2 separate regions of the Mus musculus genome follow, and region 1 is linked to region 2. The links are chromatin loops, found by intact Hi-C in ENCODE. Cell type or tissue: left cerebral cortex. All regions are shown on one strand. Links, peaks and the distances in the headings refer to the core of each region. The heading gives the core; the rest is flanking DNA.

Region 1 (10,724 bases), core at 976-8,975, 140 kb after region 2:
ATGATGTTTAAAAAAAGTAGCCAGATATAATCAAAAGGTCAAGATATTACAGAGTCCAGAGAACAAGCAAACCTCAATCATATTATACCTTATTGTCCTTTAAGGTATAGTGACACAGGCTTTGCCTCTGCCCAAATCGTTTTGGGATTTCTGCTGCAATCTTTTCAGGATCAACAGTAGGGAAATGTGCCAGATCTTTCTGAATCTGAGAGATTGTTTCCGAACAGTTCATCTCCCGTAGCCAGGCTGCACTGTCTTCCAAAGGACAGTCACAGTTCTCATGGTAAACTGGTCCTATTTACAGATAGACAGCAGTATAACACAGCGGTGAACATCTCACTTAACACCTGAATCACAATAAAGAAATCTTCCATGAACTATCAACTTTCTAGCTAGTCAAGTCGCCACAGCTCTTCTCCCTATATTTTTCCAATCTGGCCCTCTTTGCATAGGTGAAAATCAAGTCAATGGGTGGTATACATGCTCTATGTAGATGTAATTCATTTGTCTTTATACTTCACATAATCATCATGGGACTGGAGATATAGCTTGGCAGTTAAGAGTACTTGTTGCTCTGGCAGAGAACTGGAGTTATGTGTCTAGGACCTATAATGATCTATAATTTCAGGCATAATGGACCCAAAAGCCTCTGTGATACCTGCAAATGTGCCAAATACCCTCACTATAGGAATACATATGTATTTATAAATATATGTCTTGAAGGATAAAAGTGATATGAATTACTATTTTACCAGTTTATTATAAAAACAACTTCTTTGGGTGTCTGTGGGCTAGAGAGATGTCTCAGCTACTAAAGGCTAGGCTCAAAATAAAAAATATAAAGTACTGTTCTCAATAAAAAAACCATTGCCAGTAAAACAGAGAAAACAAAGGACTCCAACCTTGTTTTTCTTCCTTCCTTCTTTTCTTTTTTTTAGAGAAAGAAATATAATGAAGCAAAGGTAATCCTATAAACGTGTTATCTCATTAATGTCAAGATGAATGAATTATACATTTATAAAAATAATGCTCGCATAACATAAGAATTGGAAGTGGAACTGTGTTATTCCTTTCAGATATCTTCAGATTCCAACCTGATTCAGTCAATAGATGACAATGGAATTTATGTACATTTTAATACTTTGTCAGCTGGACTATACCAAGGAGTCCCAGTAGAATGTGAAATAATTTATACAGTTAAAAAAAATTCGTAATTTTCTTGTGGTCCTATATCCCCATAAAAAGGGGAAAGTGTTGTTTTTTTATTATAAAATTCTCTTCTCATCCCTATGGGGGAAAACAGCAGAGAATGTCTTTGTCATAGTGGCATGACAATGACAACTAAAGCAATAGTTAATCCCTTTTTCTGCTCCAAGCCATCTGGCTGGCCTGGAATGTACACCATAAGACTAGGCTGGCCTCAAACTCTTAGAGGTAACCTGCTTCTCACCCTCCTCAGAGCACTGGGATTACAGGCATGTGCCACCCCACCTGGCAATCTTAGTGATGAGTATAAGTTACTTAAGTAGATCATTCCTTCAAGAATTACCTATGACTACATATTTAACTTGATTATTCAGTCAGGAGTTACAGTCAGTCTTGAATTGTAATGTGGGTGCTGGGAACCAAACTCAGGTCCTTTGGAAAAGCAGCCAGTGTTCTTAATCACTGAGCCATCGCTTCAGCCCTGGAAATTCTTTTTTAATCCTAAGATTTACACAAACATGAACACAAAATAAATAAGAAGTCTGAAGTAGTACAACAGATGGTAATCATGATTAAGTATGATTTTTTTGAGACCGTTTCAATTTCATATGTGCACATACATATGAAATTATTTTATACACATATGTATATGTCATATCTTATTGTAAGCTGTGTTCCAAATGGTTTATTAAAACCTTGTTGTAAATTATGAATTAAAAACCTCCCTAGTGGCTAAACATTTCTTATTCTACATTATGTGTGTGTGTATCTGCTTATGCACGCATGAATGCAGGTGCCTGTGTAATATAGATATCCTCTTCCATGAAACTGGAGCGCCAAGCGGCTCTGAGCCTCCTCACATGGGGGCTGGATCCAGACTTGGTCCTTTGCAAGTGCTTTTCACTGCCGAGCCATCTCTCTAGCTTTTTTTTTTTTTTTTTTTTTTTTCTCTCTAGCTTTTTAAGTTGATTATTCTCACAGGTGTGTCCTCAAGGAGCAACTTTTCTAGTAATGTTTCTTGGTCTTTAGTGAATTATAATCCCCATGTAAATAATCAATATCTCTCTTTTGCCAAGTTGCCTAATTTAGTTTTCAATTAGAAAAACATCTAGTTTTTTTTTCCATTTAGTGAAAAAAGTATGCTAAGTTTTTGATAGAATTCTTATTGATGGAATGACATGCCTTTTTGTATACAAATCCTACCATAAATTTTTGTTTCAAAATACCTCTTAAAACATAAGGAGACTCGGCAACATGTTGCCCATGGTGTTTAACCTCTATCTTCAGATTTCTGTAGCTGGCATACATTCTGTATCTTACTATGAAGGAACCGTCCTTTCGATCTAAAACCTGGACACCAACTCTCGTGAACTGCTCATCGGGTGCTGAGATTTTAACCTGGAACACCTTTTCACCTGGAGAAGATGTAAACCTGTTATGGAAAACAATGAGAGATGAGGGTTATTTTTAAGATCAAATGCACGCTACTTATTCTCTTTAATGTGTAAAGGTTGGACCTTCTGCTTTATCCTGATTTTAAGATATTGTTGTTCGATTACTCTCTTAGGCTTTTAGGACCAGAACCAATATGATAGAACAAAGATAAAAAAGAAAACAATAATAACATAAAATAATTTCATTAGATAGTTGCCAGGAGATAACACTTAAGACTAGCAATCTATTTAGCATACCAAACAGAGCACTATCAGTGTACTATTATTAATTCATAACCAACACAGCTGGCAATTTGTCATTTGTAACATGTTTACTTCAAGGATGACCTTATTTGAAAAATTGTTCTTAATGGCTTAAAATACAATCCAGTACTGTGGGGCTAGGGAGATAGCTGAATGGTTTAGAGCATTTACCATTATGTAAAAGACTTAGTTCAGTTCCTAGTATCCATTGTCCTTAAGGCTCACAACTATCTGCAGTTTCAGCTCAAGGAGATTCAAGGCCCTCTTCTGGCTTCCTCCAGCACTTGGGTGTGAGTATACACCCTACCCACATCATGTAATTAAAATATTACTACTAATAAAAGTCTAACAAATATACCAGTACTCTAAATTATGTTTAGTTATGGGGGAAATCAAAATAACTGGTCATCATGTTAGTAACACAAGTGTTTTGGACTGAATATTCCTGCATTTTGAATGCATTTAGTTTCTAGTGTTTAGTTTTCCCATTTAAAAATAACGGAGATTTGTTTAGCCTCAATTCCCATCTAAACAGCCAAGAAGAGAGCTGTTATTTTAGCAATATTATTTACACTATACATATTTCAGAATTATTAAGTCACAGAGAAAAGTTGATTTTGAAGGAAAAGTCTATTATAACCAGATGTAGACAGCACTCGAGAATTCTGGAATGTAAATGGACAGCAGTAAAGACGAGTCGGGGCATATAAAGATGAAGGACAAAACCAAAATAAACAACAGGAACAAAAACCCCTCGAGTTATTTTAAACCGCGATCTCAAATAGTTGAGGAGTCATTTCTCCACTTACTGTTCCCCTGAGGTATCCACCGCCCGAATGTAGAAATAGCGGGCAGGAAGGACCACGTGTGCTTTTAGCCCGGGTCCCCATATTTCGCTCTTCTCTGGGCTCAGCCTCCTCTCTCCGCCGGTCTGGGCAAGTGCTGGCACAGTCCCCAGAAAAAGGCAGGAAAGCAGCGAAATGCTGAACATTTACAAGACCGAGTCTTGGAAGATCCACGAATAAATGCAAACGTGCTAAGTGGACGGAGCTAGCCTGGGTAGGTAGGAGGACGGTGGTCAGTCCTAGCAGCAGTCAAAGTCCCTAAAGTGTCGCTTGACGTGCGGGGTCCGCGCGTGGGACTATGCTGTGCCCAAGAATGTCACAACCCGAGCGGTGGCATGTCCAGGAGAAGGATGCCACACGTTCTGCTGAACCTGGTTAAGAACCGCAGGCTCCACTTTCTCCGGACAATGACAAACTTGTGTTACTCTTGCCACTAGAGCATCACTTTGGGAACGAATCCGTCGCAAGTTCTAGCCAAGGTGAGAGGAGAAGGATTGGCCTGCGCTGTGACCAGTCTTAGTAAAGTCTTCTGCTAGTGGATGAGTGGGTCAGAGTGGAAAACGCGTCCCGGGCCCCTTAGCTTCCTGGGATATGTAGTCCGCCATAGGACTAGCGGAAATCCTGCCAGGAGTTCACCCCCAACTACTTTCGTCCCTTCCCTCCGTCCCTCACTCTCCCTCCTCCTTTCTCCCCCCCTACCTTCCTTTCTACTTCTTTTTTCAACTTTGGAGCACGGCTTTCTGGCAACCTTAAATACTACAGTTGCGCAACTAGCATGTCTGGAGTCACAGCAAAGATTTCCCAACTTATATTTTGTTCAAGGTATCCACCGCAAATGGCAGGTATATAGTAAACGCTGAAAGGGAGGCTAGGTGTTATCAATGATACCCAGTCACTCGGTGCTATTCTTGTGCGCTCAATGGGACGAAAGATTCTGGGCCTTGGGTAGGAGACTTGAGGATGCAGATCTGGTGTTGCCTTCCAGCACCAGAGTTCCGGGACCCAACAGGAACAGAGGTATTCCCCAGCGGAGGGCCTAGCCCAGGCACTGCGGTGCGCTCCGCCTCTCCGTAGCGCCGTCACTGCCTCGTTGCAGGACAACCCCCACCCCCACCCCCACCCCGCCGCGCCCCTGGAAGGATCTGGGTCGAGCTGAGTCTCTGAGGAGAGATGTAAGGGATAGAAATCACCAGAAGAAAGCTCGGCCTGAGGGGGGTGCATCCGTGGGTATCCCTGTACTCTCTTCAGGAGCGGGTCTCCACGCTGCGCTAGCGGATCCCAGGCACCCGGCCTGCAGTGGCCATCCTCTCTTTGCACCCTCGCTTCTCGGCCAGTGAGGTCAAGAGGAGTAGCAGGCTTTGTCCTCCCTCCACGGGGTAAGGGGCGTGGAAAACATAGACGGCCTGGTTGTGAGCCAAGGCAAGGGGATTCTTTTTCCCCCTGCCCCCCCCCCCCCCCCGCTATTGTTATTATTGGTGATATAATCATTCATCGCGGCCTCCCCTCCCAGCTCTCAGGCTGTCACTGTCTGCGTGCCACCAGCCTCTCCAGTCCCTAGCGCGTAGGAAGCGGCCCCCTTCAGGCCTGCGCGCTCCCCCTCCTGGCGAGCCTTTTCTTCCGGCTGGGAGTGAGGGAGCAGGCCGGGAGGAGGTTACAAGGCTTTAGATCTGGTCTTGGCCAGTGGGGACTAGGGACGCCTGGCACTGGGTTGGCCACCGCAGGACAGTAGTGGGAACCCGGCACAGTAGCGCTGCAGCAGTTGCACTTGCAACATCCCTGCTCTCCCGGTTCTCCTCCACCTGCACCTTTGTCACCTTCAGGTGCTTCGGAGCCTCAAAGAGGGGGCAGTGGGAAGTCTCCTGGCTCCTCAGAGTCTGAACTCCAGAGGGCATCATGTGCTGCATGAATCTCATACTCACAGGTAGGCCTCCCAGGTCTGGTCTGGTAGTCTAGGCAAGGGCGCTGATAGAAAAGGGGGGCGGGGGGGGCACCTGGCTGCTGTCTTAGCAGCTCTTATCAATCCTCAGCAAAACACTTTTCTGGGTCTCAGTTGCTTTCTATGCAGAATATTGATTATACTGTTTGTGATATGTGGAAGGCTTTACTGAGATTTTATTGGATGTCTAGCTCTCTACTGAATGTGATACTTCAGCATGTAGACACGAAAGGCACATAAATGGAAAAGAATAAACTCAGGCAATCGATATCGGTTTTGCAAACAGTATGTTTATTTGACAGAATTGTTCATTCCAAAGACTTTCATAAGTCATTCCTCTAGTGCCGTCCTAGAAGCTTGGGGTTTATATTGCTTATGAGATACTGTGAATAAATTGAGTGGTATTCCGCAAGTCCTAATATGTTAATCAAAACGAGGGAGAACAATTTCAATAATGCCTAGTGCATTGTAGACACCTAAAAATGTTTGTTAGACCTGGCTTCTACAAGACTAGGCCTGGAGATGCAATTTCAGGAAAACTAGACTTTCAGGAGTTAACCATTTGTGTACACACACACACACACACACACACACACACACACACATTTAGAAAGCTTAATCATATTCTAGAAAGAAAAGTTCCTCACTATGGATAGGGTATCTGGCCTAGTTAGAACAGCAAAAAAAAAAAAAAAGTTCTTCAGAAAGTGACATTTGAGTATAACTTTGAAAGATGGATGAGAATGAATAATTAGTAAGGGGCTACAGGAAGACAACATTCAGAAAACCAAAAAGTAATGTGGAAGGACAGAAGAAGGTATGTAGGGTAAGGAGTTGATCTTTTGCTTCAATAGCTGAGGGCCTTAGGCAGAAAATTTCTATGAGGATATATATGTAGCAGACTTTACTCTTTGATGTCTATGCAGGGATCAGACTAGAAAGAACAGCTCAAAGGGTGGGTGGCATGAAGTTATAAGCATAAAGATAAAAGCAGATATAAACCCCAGATAGCTGCAGATACAGTGCTGGACAATCAATCAGCCTTCATAACTCCGTTTTCCCTGAGACTACCATTGCATCTTACTAGAATAATCTATGCCTGTAATGGTCTTGTTTCCAGTAGTTGTGGCTTTCTTCATTCTAAGAAAGCAGGCTCTGAGTGAAGTCCTAAGGATACCATAGCAGAAGCCCTTCAGAGTTTAACTACAAAGGGTGGAGATGCAGATCAGTCACGGGATGCAAAGAAGTAGAGTGCCAGCATGGGTTCTGGGTCATTCTTTTTCATTTTCTGTGAATATCTTCTGATATTTCATAATTTTCTACAATATACTTTGTGTCATCAAACCTATAAATATATGTATTTTCAGAGATATTCACATAAAACAGTGGTTCAAATGAGGAAATGTTGATATCTTTCATTTTCAGTGACAACTATGTAAAATCTTCAGGTAGATGGCAGGTTTGTTTGTTTTTTTTTAAGATAAAATGAGAGCAAAGAGATTATTTTTATTCAGTGACCATTGCTTAAAGCATACAATCCAAAACCAGATGGTTGCATGTTTTATAAATCAAGTGTTTTACTCTTAACAGCTTCATCTCCTAGCAATTTCCATTGTATTTTTTCATTCATAAATGAACCTGTTTCCCTTGGCAATGTTATTTGGTTAGCTTTGGTTATTTGAGCTAGGGTCTTGCCCGGTGTGTACTGGGCTAGATCAGAAGTAGCTGTGTAGTTTAGTCTAGAGTAGATCTTGCAGCAGCTCTCTTGTATCTGCATCTTGAGTCTTGGAATTACAGAAATGGGCTACCACGTTCTATTTTGACCATACTTTTTTTCTTTCCATATGTTCCAAATGAGCATAAAACCATCAAACTCTGGTACATTGTACTAGTCCCATAGGCAAAATTATATTCAAGGTGAGCGAGGCAGTGATGGCAAGGTAAGGTTAATGTCGGGTTGTGATCTACAAAAGGTAGAGCCTGGGGTGCCTGGGATGTACTGAATCAAGCTTTCCCACTGCCCCAGCTGACCATCTGTTGTTTCCTATCGTTCCACACCCAACCACAGACACATTATACCCCTCTACCACACAGCTTTTAAAGAAGAACGTGAGCATCACAGACAGGAAGTGGGCAATGGAGAAGTGGAGAAACTCAGTGCTCAGAGGAAAGGAAGCAGTGTGGTCTGCAAGCCTCATGCACTGTACATCCTTTGAGTCTTCTTCCACTGTCACCATCACACCGCACACAGAATGAGGACAAAGGAGAGAGCTCAGACACTACTTGTACACACACTAAGACCTTTTTACCAAACAGTATTTGAAAGGAAAGCACTGCAGATGCCAGCTTTGGTGATAATGTACTTGCATCCTGTGAGCCACTGTTAACTGAAGATGAGAAAAAAGCGGACGGGAAGTTGTGAGAAGGTGCATCTCATAAGGGGAGCTCACTCTGCACAGATAGGAGTTCCTTCCTAGGACTGTTTCCCCTTAGATTCCATAATGGTGAAAGTGCCTTCACCCCTTCCATTCAGAAGATACTGGAGATTCCGGTTTATCATCACATCTGTTCGTTAGAGACTCAGACAGGCTTGTGCCATTCAATTCTTTTATAATGGTTATTAAACAAATCATAATCTGTGATTATTTTCATTTCTGATGAGGAGAGAGATTAATAATGGATGGGTTTAGTCTCTCATGCACTGCGCGGTCACTGGAGCCTGGAAAGGCAGATCTCGCCCTGCATTTGGTGGTTGGTGAAGGTGATTTGAACTGTGGAAGCCTGGCTCTAGAGGTTTCAGAGAAGAATTTTAATATGTAGCCATAATATTTTGGTGAAGAATGTGGCTGCTTTTTTGCCCTTGTCTGAAGAGTCTACCGGAGGCTAAGGTGAAGAGATTTAGATTAATTCCTTTGTTAAAGGAAATCTCAAGACATCCTGATATAAATTCTGTTGAGTGGTTACTAAACTTCTCTCTTACAAAGACTGTTTTAATGAAAAGAAGCAAGCTGAGAAAGGAATAATATAAAATATATGGTTGCAGTATTAAAAGGGGCACCAGGAAGTGAAATGGAGCTGAATCCTGTGTTCATGGATATTAAATTGAATTAATGGGGTGGTGACTTTGAGGCAAGAGTCCATCCAGCTAAATTTAGGTCCAGGCATGGTAGTATACAAGCCTTTAATCCCAGGAGTCAAGGCAAGCAGGTCTCTGAGTTTAAGGCCAGCCTAGGACAGAGCAAGTTCTAGGTGAAGAAAATCTTAAGTGCAGGCATGGTGGCATATACCTTTAATTTCAGGAGACATCTCTGAGTTCAAAATCAATCTACAGAACAAGTTCCAGGACAGCCAAGCTTAGGAAGTGAAGGAGTTGGAAAACAAAAAGCTGGTAATAGAATATGGGGGGAGGGGGGGAAGGGGGCCATGTTCTAATCCCAGCATGCAGCAGAACTCAGCAGCTTTGACCATGTGGCTCTGGCTTTAGAGTCCAGAATAGAAGGGACTACTGGAACAATTGATGCTCGTTAGCTGGAGCTAAGACATTAGTGATGATTAAGAAGAGACCGGTATCACTGAGGTGTAATCTGGCGTTTTCTGAGAGCACAAAGAAGCTGTGTTCCAGAGATAGCCAATGTTGTCCCTCGTGCTGCAGCTGGACTTGGTAGTGTGTAAGAACCACCCAAGTTGTACTGGTTTTGAAGGTATGGAGGAGTCATGGAGAGCAGCCGAGGCTGCTGTGAGAGGCCATGGGAAGCCACTGGTGAAGGTGCAGCATTAGTTGTAGTTGATGGCCCAGGACTGAAGGGGCCATGCAAAGAAGTTGAGGCTTGACTCCATGAAGAGAGCCTACGAGAGGCTATTGGTGAATCCTAGTTGCAGTGGAAGACCCCAGGGTATTGGAGATGCCACTACCATGGGGATGATCACCAAGAACAGCAGCAGCAGTGGAGTAGAGTCAACCAGAGCCTAGAGTGCTACAGAGAGCAGAGCTGGAGATATGACCCAAGCCCTTTGAAGGAGTCCAGAAGATCATGTGTGGATCCCAGACATTGGAAAGAGAAGCTGTAATGTTGAAGTGGCCTTGGATACCCTAAGATGTTCGAGATTGCAGAGCTGTGGAATACCTGTCAAGGAAAGCTGCTAACAGGGAGTGGAATCACCCAGGAGAAAAAACCTTGTTGCAGTCAGTAAAGATGAAAAGGGAGTAGAGATATGAAGACAGCTTTGACATAGACATGGAGATGAAGAGTTTGGATTTTGCCCAGCTGGTGTCCTGTCTTGTTTTGGGGATTACAGTTAAGTGATTGGATGAATGTCAGAAGAGACTTTGACCTTTGGACTTTTAACATTGTTGAGACTGCTGTAGACTATGGGGACTTTGGAAGTTGGAGTAAGTGTAGTTTTTTATTATGCTGTATTTAGGTATGGCCCTATAGACTCATATGTTTGAACGAGCCTATGGGTCCATGGAGTAGAATGTAGTGGTTTGAGTATTCCTAGCTCAGGGAGTGGCACTATTAGGAGGTGTGGTCTTGTTGGAGTAACTTTGTCACTGTGGGTGTGGGCTTTAATACCCTAGTCCTAGTTGCCTAGAAGCCAGTCTTCTCCTAGCAGCTTTCAGATGAATATGTAGAACTCTCAGCTTCTCCTGCACCATGCCTGCCTGGATGCTGCCATGCTCTTGCCTTGATCATAATGCATTGAAACTTGGAACCTGTAAGCCAGCCTCATTTAAATGTCATCTTTTTAACAGTTTCCTTTGTTATGGTGTCTGTTCGCAGCAGTAAAACCCTAAGTAAGACACACGCTATAAATCACTCATTACAATGTATAATGTACAAAAAGCTCATCTTGTTGAACCTTTCATCCCAAGGCAACTGCTAAGGTGTATTGTAGACTTGTCCCTCCTGGAGGTCCTGGGCTGTTAGGGGACCAGCTCCTTTGTGATTGGCATGTTTCCAAAGTCCATTCACGTTGTATCATGACCAGTAGTTCTTTTTATTGCAAAGTAGAATTTTACCAAATGCATGTGGCACTTTT
Region 2 (10,724 bases), core at 1,291-9,290:
TTGTTTTTAGGGCTGAAAGCAAATAATGTTGACTATACTGTACACTCAGTCAGAAGAGCTCTAGAAAATACTGCAATAAAAGCTGACAATATAGAAGTATTTGCCCAAGGACATGGAATTATTCAGGTACTTGTTGTCTGTGTACTAAAATAACTAGAAAGCATTGAGATAATGTTGTAAATATTGCTCTGTAATAGTGATTCAGCATGTCTAAACTTTAGATGTGGCCATTATAGAACTATAATCAAAAAGGGCACAAAGGCTCTTTGTAGGTAAAAGAGATTAACTGCATTTAAGTAAAAGAAACATTTGGAGTATATAGAGATTAGAAAATCAAAGTGTTTAAAAGTCAGACGTAAGTTACCGAGTGATCTTAGCTCATGTGAGAATAACTGTGAATGCAGACTGAAGTAGAAACTATGCATCAATTAAATTTCAGAATGGTATTTTCTTTAAAAGCACAAATTTACTTTTCCTTTCCTTTCTCTTTCCCTCCCCACCCCACCCCCCTTTGGTTTTTGTTGTTGTTGTTGTTGTTGGTTTTTTGAGACAAGGTTTCTTTGTAGCCCTGGTTGTCCTGGAACTAGCTCTGTAGCCCAGGTTGGCTTCAAAACATAGAGATCTCCCTGTCTCCCACATGCTGGGATTAAAGGCATGGGCTACCACTACCCAGCTGATTTGCCATCTTAACTGTGTTATTGATTTATTTTAGAGAAATGAATATAGAGATTAGCTTTGCTACAGCTAAAATTTAATTGATGCATAATTTGTTGGTTTTAATTTAATTTTATTTGTAATTCATTTTTTACACTCCATATTCCATTTCCTGCCCCTCCCCTACCACCCTTCAACTGCTTCACATTCCACACCTCCTGACCACACCCTGTCTCCACGTGGATGACCCCACCCTCCACCCCACCTGACCTCTAAACTCCCTGGGGCCTGCAGTCTCTTGAGGGTTGTTAGGTGTATCATCTCTGTTTGAACACAGACTCGGAAGTCCTCTATTGAATGTGTGTTGGGGGCCTCATATAAGCTGGTGTATGCTACCTGTTTGGTGGTCCAGTGTTTGAAAGATCTCGGGGGTCCAGATTAATTAAGACTGATGCATAATTTGTAATAAAATATTTTCTTTACCTAGCCATTTACATGCTACCATTTATATTCTTTTAGGTTGACAAAGCTTATGACTACCTCATTCAAAATACATCATTTGCTAACAGATTAGGTTTTACAGTTACTGTTGGAAATAACCGTGGTATCTACCTCCGAGATCCTGTCCAGGTGGCTGCTCCTTCAGATCATGGTGTTGGCATTGAGCCTGTATTTCCAGAGAACACAGGTAAGTACTAGGGTGGCAGTAAGCAGAAGCATTTGTATTTGTGGCTTAAATGAATGGTAAATAAAAGAAGAATGCTGCTTTGCTTGTCTGATGTCTAAAGTAATGTTTACCCACCTTCCTAATACTGTTACCCTTTAATACAATTCCTCATGTTGTGGTGACTCCCAACCATAAAATTATAACTATAATTTTGTTAGTTATGAATTGTAATGTAAATATCTGTGTTTTCTGATGGTCTTAGGCAGTCACTGAAAGATTTGTCATGACCCAAACCACTCACTGTTCTTAGGAGAAAATACAAATTAACAAGTGATTATTTTAAAATTTAATAGATTTGGTGGAAAATATTTATTAGAGACCCCAGTACCATGGCAGTTCATTCAGGATCTTGACAATGAAGGAAAAGAGTGGGCCCCGGCCTTCAGTGGCCCATAATTTATTAAGCCTATAATAAAATTATAGTTTATTTTCTTTCCATATCTCATTCCTTGGATAGAAGGCAGAGCTTTAGGTGAGTGTGGGAAGTAAACACAGCTGTGAGTTGGTGAGGAACTGTTGTTTTGTATCTGGCAGTTTATTTTAGTCAGCTGCTTGATCTCTACGTGCAATGATACAAAAGGTCCACTAAACTGTTTATAAGGCTTAGCAGTGATGGATGAAAATATGTGTGAATCACAAGAAGATTCTGCATTTTTATTTAAGTTATAATTTTGGTATCCTATCTAATGTATTATACAGTTGACCAAACTAGAAAAAGAGGAAATGCTGAGTCTTAATTTTTTTTTTTTTAATGCCAGAAAACTCTGAAAAAATATCCTTTCAGCTTCATTTAGCTTTAACTTCAAATTCATCTTGGGTTCAGTGTCCCAGCCATTTGGAACTCATGAATCAGTGTCGGCACATAAACATACGTGTGGACCCCAGGGGCTTAAGAGAAGGGTTACATTATACAGAGGTATTGTAACATCTATTGTTTTTCTTTTCTCTTTGAAATGTTTGAGAAGGTGAAAGTAAATAATCTCTGATGTGTTTTCTCTCATTAAAAATCTAACCTTTTCACTTACTAGATTTTCTAACTTTTCTGTATCCATTTAAGCAGTTAGTTATATAGTGTTGCATTCTTCTGTGAAGAAGGCTGAGGGAGATAGAAATAGCAAAGCCTTTTTTTTTTTTTTTTTTTTTTTTTGGTTTTTCGAGACAGGGTTTCTCTGTATAGCTCTGGCTGTCCCTAGAACTCACTTTATAGACCAGGCTGGCCACAAATTCAGAAATCTGCCTGCCTCTGCCTCCCGAGTGCTGGGACTAAAGGCATGCGCCACCACGCCTGGCTACGCAAAGCCTTTTTGATCAGGCCTCTGTACTTTGTTAATTATGCAGTGTAGCTAAACTTGTGCTGTAGTTAGCTTTACTATTTAGAGGAAACATTTGTTAAACCTGACAGTTGTAAATAAACACAGAATAGTGTCATATAGCTAATCTTTATATTTTTTTAAACTTGATACCTTGTTACCTGTTCATCTCAGTCATGATTTGCTATTTGGTTGCTATTTGCTTTGGGTTGTTATATGAATTAATGTCAGTAATCTAGTATTAACTTACCTGCTAGATCTTTAAATTTTAAGACTAGATTATTCTATGCTTACATTACACCTTTTACTTATGTTTTGCAACTTTTTTCATGGGTGTTGAAACTTACCATTCTTTCTTCAAGGTATGTGGCTATGATATAGCATCCCCCAATGCAGGTCCTTTATTCAGAGTTCCAATCACTGCAGTTATAGCAGCAAAGTAAGTAAGATGTTTAGTTTATTATTATGTATACATTGTTAATGCCTATATTGTAATACAGTATTGATTTTTGGAGGATTGCTTAGAAGCAAGTAACTAGAAATATTAAGACAGAAGCAGGTAACCAGTTTCTGCTTCTAGCTAGCATCCTAGTTGGCATATAGTTAGCAATGCTTTCTATTAATTATTAGTTGAGGGTATCTGGCATCTGCCCACCTTCTATTGAAATGTCTTTGCCCATCCTACCACTGACTCCATATTGCCCTGTTGAGAGGCTATTTCTGCCTTCATTGTACCTCTTTCCTCACTTACTCAGGGATTCTTCATCCTCGTCCTTTGCGCCCCGCTTACCTTCCCGTGTCTGTGATTCTGCTGCCCTGATGCTTCTAGTTGCTTTCTATTTCCAGCCTTATTCTTTCCATCTCAAGCATCCTGGAATCGGGGAGTTTACTTTGGTGTATTAACTTCCTGCTTCAAACACACCAGCAGTGTTCCTTAAAGATCCGGTTTCATTCCTTTAAAAAGCCCACAAGAACAACTTAGAATTAACATCTCAGGTGGCTTCCTATCACTGAGTATACCAAAGTACACATTTTTAGCTATCTCCCTCTCTTGACACTCAATGGTTTCCTCAGTATTTATGCATTTGTTCCTTTGCCTCGTTTGCTCGTATGTTAAATAGCCAGACTTACTTCTGGGCATTCTCCGTGTGGGGATTTCCTTCCTTCCTCACTCTAACACTTTTTACAAGCTCCTGGACAGGCTTCAGCTAATGTGTTCCAATTTGTTTTTTAATATAATATATATCATTTGATTGCAAGCTGTATTTACACATTCTAAATTAATACCTTTGGTGGGGGTTATTTGAGTTAAATATTAATTATGTAATAGGCCTCAGCCAATGAGGCCTACAGGATAAAATTGATGAGATTAAAATATCCATGCACATGGGAAATTTACATCACAGTTAAATTCTCTGTTACATGTTTTGTGTAAGTTCAGTGGGAATTTGGACAAGACTTTTCAACCATCTGCAGGCTCACTCTTAGGATCCAAACCATTCTTCTATTTTTCTGTAACAATTCTTTTATGGAGCTTGCTATATTAAATGTTTTTTCTTTCCCTACCAGTTGTTATAGAGCAAAGAAAGGGTTGTTTTTTACTCATTGGAATATTTCTAGCTACAAATAACAGTACCTCATACACAGTAGGTATCCATTGCTTATTTGTAAAATTAAAGACAATGTAATTGCAACCCGCATTTTATTTCCATAGCACATAGTTACCCATTTGATGTTTACATTTCTTTGATTGCTTATGGAAGTAGTTTGGAGCATTTTGAAACTTCATGTGGGGATTCAATTTATTATGTTTTACTCATACATCTGTAAGACTATTGCTGACACAAAATATAGTGTGATTTTAACATTCAAAAATCATAGCTGGGTGTGGTGGTGCATACCTTTAATCCCAGAACTTGGGAGGCAGAGGTAGGCATATCTCCTGGGAATTTGAGGCCAGCCTGGTTTACAAAGGGAGATCCAGGTCAGCCAGGGGATACATCAGAAACCCTGTCTCAGAAAATTTTTATTTTTTAGAAATCAGAGTTGAGAGTCTTTGAATTTTGTAAAATTCCTTTAACAGGAGACAGCATAAGCTTTTTACTGTTTCTGTTACAATGTATAAAAATAGGTGAGTAGATCATCTGTGTGCTGCTGTCAGAGGTTATATCTACTGCTGTGGTACAGAATGAGGGAGTATTGTCCAGGGTTTATTTCTAGCAAACTCTTCACTTGCCTCTGTTGGATAACATCTAGAGTGTTGATGAGTGTATTGTTTATATAGAGTTTTATTTTTAGAGTATCATGTTTAATTTTTTTTTTTTTAATTTTCAGAGTAAATGAGTCATCACATTATGATCTAGCCTTTACAGATGTACATTTTAAACCTGGTCAGATTCGAAGACATTTTGTTGAGGTTCCTGAAGGGGCAACCTGGGCTGGTAAGTAAAATTTGTTTCTTATCTTTTTATTTTTTAAATCTGTTAGAGAATTTGTAAACTGGTGGTGATGTGCTATTGCTGTGTTGATTTCCTGCTAAGAGTTCTCAGGAATTACTCTTTGTATATCTATGTCTATGCTAGGCCCTTAGGAGGGCTGCTTCTAGAGGGTTTTTCTATAGAATACCTTACCAAAACTGACCGACTTGTTGAGAAAGAGGTAGAATGAAGTGGGAAGACACCACTTTAGGGAATGAGTCTGGGCTCCGGTATAGACTACTACTTAACTTGGAATACCTAGTTTTACATAGCTGACTTTCTATCTTAACTGATACTGCTTACCCTCATCTGTAAGAATAGACAATCATAAAGTGTTTCGTCTGTGTTAAATTAATCTCCGTACTCTTTAACAGTTTGGTGTACTTCACTCTTAACAGTTCGGTGTATTCAGTGACAGAAAGCTATTTACAGCTATAATTGTGAGTTGTCATTATAGGCTATTTTATGGTCAAGTTGTGGAGCTTCCTGTGCTGCAGTATTTACATAAAGCCTATTGGGGTTCTATAGCTCAGGGCTCTGATAAATTCATTACTAGTAGTACTAAAGAGTAAAACTCCTACCCATAGAAGTTTCTTGTTTCTGCCTAGCCCTTGCAGTTTACCCAGAGTCTGTTTTCTTTAATTACAAAAAGAAAAAGAAAAACACTTTGTTAGTTATGAGTCAGTAAATATAATCTTAAGAATGTAGAAATGTAGAATTTGAGAATGGTGGGTATTGTTATAAAACATTGAATGGGATAGAATGAACATGTCACATCATTTCAGTGTTAGCTTACAAATGTTCTGATGGCTTCTATTTCACATCATTCAAAATACTATCAAAATATATACGTCCTCGTAGCAAATAGTTATTTTCCCCTCTGTGCTCCCTGGTCTGTAAAAACCAAAATGAACCAAACCTTATTTTGATGCCCTTAAATTAGAGCAGGTGTTCCTTAAATAATCTTGCCTCCTCATGACTTTGGTTTACATCTGGCCATGCAGTACAGTAAAGCTAATAAATGGTGAAACTTCGGGGAAAGAAGTAGGAATACATACACGAGTAAGCAGGGATGACAATTTTGGCATGGTAAATAAGGTTTTCTAAAATTATAATCTTTTTATTGGGAATTAATTTGTTTTCCAATTAAAACAAGAAAAAGGGTTGGTTGGTTGGTTTGTTTGTTTCAAAGTCCTGGTTATAATTGTGTATAGATCCAGAAACAGTTTTGTTCTTTCCTAATGCCTGCAGTAAGCATTGAGAGTGGATTATTTCTTAGTTCTGTATCACCTATACACATACTTTGTTCTTTGTTTCTTCACAAAGCTTACAGCTTTACTTTGAAGATCCTAGTTTAGGGATTGGAGAAAAGAATGGTTAAGAGCACTTGCTGCTCTTCCAGAGAGACCTGGATTTGATTCTCAGCACCCATACAGAGGCTCCCAGTGTTCCTCCAGCAGGCACCAGATATGCACATGTTGTATAGACATACATGAATACAAACTCATATATAAAATATAAATAAATCTAAAACATAATAAAGAAGATACTATTTTTATTATCACCTAGACAGATGAAATTTTAATAATTAACCATTTTATGAGCATTTTAATTCTTGCCAGTTTAAAATTTAATTTCTTTATTTTAGAAGTTACCGTGTGTTCATGTTCTTCTGAGGTATCGGCAAAATTTGTTCTTCATGCAGTACAGCTTGTGAAGCAGAGAGCATATCGAAGTCATGAATTTTATAAGTTTTGTTCCCTTCCAGAAAAAGGAACACTTATTGAAGCTTTTCCTGTTTTGGTAAGTTTATGTAACAAGAAAATCGAGAGCACTCCCAAGACATTTCTATGTTTTGCCTAGACCATGATACAGATTCAGGTTCTTTTCATGCCTGTCAGATAAGGTAGGATGATAGGTAATTTAATGAAGAATACTGAAATCCAAGGCTGGCGAGAAGGCTCAGGGTTTAAGAGTACTTGCTGCCCTTGTGGAGGAGTCTGCGTCAGCTCACAGCACCCACTGGGCAGCTTACAACCATCTGTAGCTCTAGTTCCAAGGGATCCTATGCCCTCTCTGATCTGTGTTTCAGAAGTGAATTTTCCTTCTCTAGTCTCCTCTTCTTAAAGTGCTATGGTGGAACTCGGGGTCTGGGCATTCAGGGCAAGTAGATGAATTGTACCCCATCGAATATTCATCTCTCTTTAATTCTGATACTTCTGATAAAGAGATGTTCTAATCTTGGACCTTCATTTACATGGCACTTGTTATCTTACTCAACGTCCTACTGTTAAGAATCTCTATAAGGTAGTTTAATTTGCAGACAGAATTGTTGTCAGGTCTCTGCTTTTCCCCATGTTTGGAATGATAAGTCCTTCTTCATGGAAGGCGAATGCGCAGCTGTGCTTGCCGTGCTTGCTTCTTTGTGCTTTCAGTTCCTTTAGTAACATTATGTCTCTCATGTCTCTGTTCCTTTGAAATGGGGTGGTGTTAGCTTTATTCATCTCCTTAAATGTACTGGTACAACAGAGCTTAGGATACTCTTTTAAAATTGATCCTAAGAGTAGGATATGACTGTAACTTTATTGATACATACTCATGGCTATTGAGCATGCCTTATAAATTTTATAATATTTCTTCTCATTATGAATGTTAATTATGTTTAAATTGGGTCCTAGGGTTTTTTATTACTAATGTGCTATGTGCATAAATAAGTAAATATAAATAGATAATGATAAAATATTTTGTTTCTTGCTACAAATAAAAATTTTGTTTTGAAACAGGTAATATTTGGTGATATGAGGAAGAATTAGAAAACAGATTCATTCTTTAACATTCTCATTTTTATTTCCAGGGCGGAAAAGCAATTGAATTTTGTATTGCTCGTTGGTGGGCAAGTCTTAGTGATGTCAATATTGATTATACCATATCATTCCATGGGATAGTGTGTACTGCACCACAGTTAAACATTGTAAGTGCTATAACATTCTCATTATTTTTAGTGTCATTTTTGTTTTGAAAAATGACTTCTGTGGTAGATGTAAAACTTAATTAGAAACTAATCTATAAATCTGAATATATTCATTCATGGATATTGAAAACTTGCATTTATGAACATATATATAAAATATTGTCTATTAATATTCAAGAAATTAATTTTTAAATATGTTTTGTAGCATGCATCTGAAGGAATCAATCGTTTTGATGTTCAGTCCTCTTTAAAGTATGAAGATCTGGCTCCTTGCATAACTTTGAAGAGCTGGGTGCAAACGCTACGGTATCTCATTTTTTTAAGAGCTACAAAAGTTAAATGTTAATGCAAGAATTCTTTTAATTGCTTTTTGTTTGTTTTTCTAATTTTTATCTATGTGATAGTATATTTTAAAAAAAAAGTTTTATTTTGCTGTCTAGGAATCCTCTTGAGTTTCCAAAACATGGTTCAGTATTGCTTTCTACCCTCACTGATCCTATCATCAGTAGTGTCCCTATATGTTAGCCATTTCATTAGCATTTGAGACTGAGGCAGGAGAAAAGCAAGTTCAAGGCTACCTGGATAACTCAAAAAGTTGAGAAAAAGGATTGAGGAACTGCTTAACAATAGTGTTCACTTTCCATATGCAGTACCCTCAGTTTAATCTCGGATATTACACAAAGCAAATTAACAGTGTCAAATTTTTATTTTGTGAATTCATTCTTCATTGTTTGAAAAATTCAGAATCAGAAACTCTCCTTGACAATAAAAGAAATTTGTGTCCTGAGTGTGAGCCATAAGCGCCCTGCGGAAGCAGGGTTTGCCAAGGTGGTGTTCTGCTGCAGATACCTTTGCAGTGTCATCTCCTTAGGACAAGGACTAGCTATACCCTGCATACGATGTGGCCCAGGCCACGCGCATGCCCAGCACCAGCAAGTATGAGTGAGTGTACACATCAGAAATGTTCTTTAACTCTTTTGGTAATTGTCTTAGTCAGGGTCTCTATTCCTGCACAAACATCATGACTAAGAAACAAGTTGGGGAGGAAAGGGTTTATTCGGCTTACATTTCCACATTGCTGTTCATCATCAAAGGAAATCAGGACTGGAACTCAAGCAGGTCAGGAAGCAGGAGCTGATGCAGAGACCATGGAGGGATGTTCTTTACTGGCTTGCCTCACCTGGCTTGCTCAGCCTGCTCTCTTATAGAACCCAAGACTACCAGCCCAGAGATGGTCCCACCCACAAGGGTCTTTTCCCCTTGATCACTAATTGAGAAAATGCCTTAAAGTTGGATCTCATGGAGGTATTTCCTCAACTGAAGCTCCTTTCTCTGTGATACCTCCAGCTGTGTCAAGTTGACACAAAACTAGCCAGTACAGTAATCATCGCCCAAGAGTTGAGATTTGGTTCTGCTAAGAACTCTGTGGTAACATTTTTAAGACTTCTGTTCATGTCTTTGTAGTATTGTAGCAATTTAGTTAATATAGACTATATATTAATAATTGCAAGATTGTACAGTTTACTATAAAAGACAGTTTAAGAAGTGGTCTTCACCTTGCATGTTTAACTGCTTTCTTTAAATGAAGTCTTAGCTGGGCAGTGGTGGCGCACGCCTTTAATCCCAGTACTTGGGAGGTAGAGACAGGTGGATTTCTGAGTTTGAGGCCAGCCTGGTCTACAGAGTGAGTTCCAGGACAGCCAAGGCTATACAGAGAAACAAAAAAACAAAAACAAAAAGTCTTGACTTAATTCAGTGATGCAGTTGCCTTGTTACAGCCCAGTAAATGCAAAAACCAGACCTTTAGGATCAAGAGATGTTTTGCCAAATAATCGCCAGCTTTATGAGATGGTCCTTACATACAGCTTTCATCAGGTATGTGTTTTCTAGTAAAATATACCTGTGTAGTAAATTCTCATCTTATGTACTATGAAATCACAGTTGGAAAGATGTGACTGGTCTTTGAGGCTTCGTTTTTATTCATAATTTATTGAGGTTTTTTTGTTGATAGGACAGGTAACAGGAAGAAAGAAAAACATAAAGGAAGGACTTGCTACTCTGCCACACTGTTTCAGAGGGTACTCTCTGGGCTCTATGTGTCTGGGCTTGTAGTCCAGCAGTACACTGTACCGGAGCTCACCAGCACAAGTTGAACAATCTCTGAGGAGAGAGCAAGGATTAAAGATAGGAAAGGCAGAAAGAAGACAGAGGAGGACTGCTGGTCAGTACCACAGTAGCAGCAGTAAGACCTCTGTTCCCATCCAAATGCCTTTCTGTTCCTACCACTAAGGTCAATAGAATCTTCAGCCCTTCACTTGAGCCTCAAGTGTACCACCTCTTATCATTCCATGCCTCAGTAGGTCAGGAAATATGCCAACAAATGCTGACCCACCTTGACTCTGTCTGGCAGGCAGACTATTTTATTCTTTTTTTCTTTCTCTCTGCTTCAGAGAAACAGGCAAACTATTACTCTGCTTTTAAAAATAGGCAAATGGCTCCAGACAGTATACAATGGCAGTATGAACATTTAGTAGACTCAGCTCAGTTGACAAAGGACAGAGAGAAGGTACCAAGAAAAAAAAATT

Evidence for each region. Peaks named below come from ENCODE experiments on the same cell type or tissue, not always from the same donor. Only the 100,000 strongest peaks of a DNase experiment are listed, where the experiment ranks them.
Region 1: it touches region 2 in a loop (2.2-fold over the local background); 2 of 42 quality-filtered maps call a loop at or near these places.

The regions. Positions count from the first base shown.
Region 1 is chr1:44,114,606-44,125,329 of GRCm38, forward strand. It overlaps Poglut2 (protein O-glucosyltransferase 2), which reads right to left and starts at 4,168. Exons shown (of 10, transcript NM_023645.3): 1 at 3,713-4,168; 2 at 2,433-2,638; 3 at 89-294. The coding sequence starts at 3,894. Bivm (basic, immunoglobulin-like variable motif containing) reads left to right here and starts at 5,363. Exons shown (of 10, transcript NM_144558.4): 1 at 5,363-5,669. In left cerebral cortex, for the core only: CTCF peaks have their summits at 4,172 and 5,350 (motif pointing left); DNase peaks (open chromatin) are centred at 4,285, 4,788, 5,333 and 6,756; H3K4me3 peaks cover 3,633 bases; H3K27ac peaks cover 2,137 bases.
Region 2 is chr1:43,970,391-43,981,114 of GRCm38, forward strand. It overlaps Tpp2 (tripeptidyl peptidase II), which reads left to right. Exons shown (of 29, transcript NM_001310540.1): 12 at 11-126; 13 at 1,174-1,342; 14 at 2,140-2,297; 15 at 3,054-3,130; 16 at 5,026-5,132; 17 at 6,817-6,971; 18 at 8,023-8,139; 19 at 8,345-8,445; 20 at 9,918-10,014. Among named protein-coding and RNA genes, the nearest start is that of Tpp2, 42 kb to the left of the region's middle. In left cerebral cortex, for the core only: no CTCF peak of the experiment used is centred there; no DNase peak of the experiment used is centred there.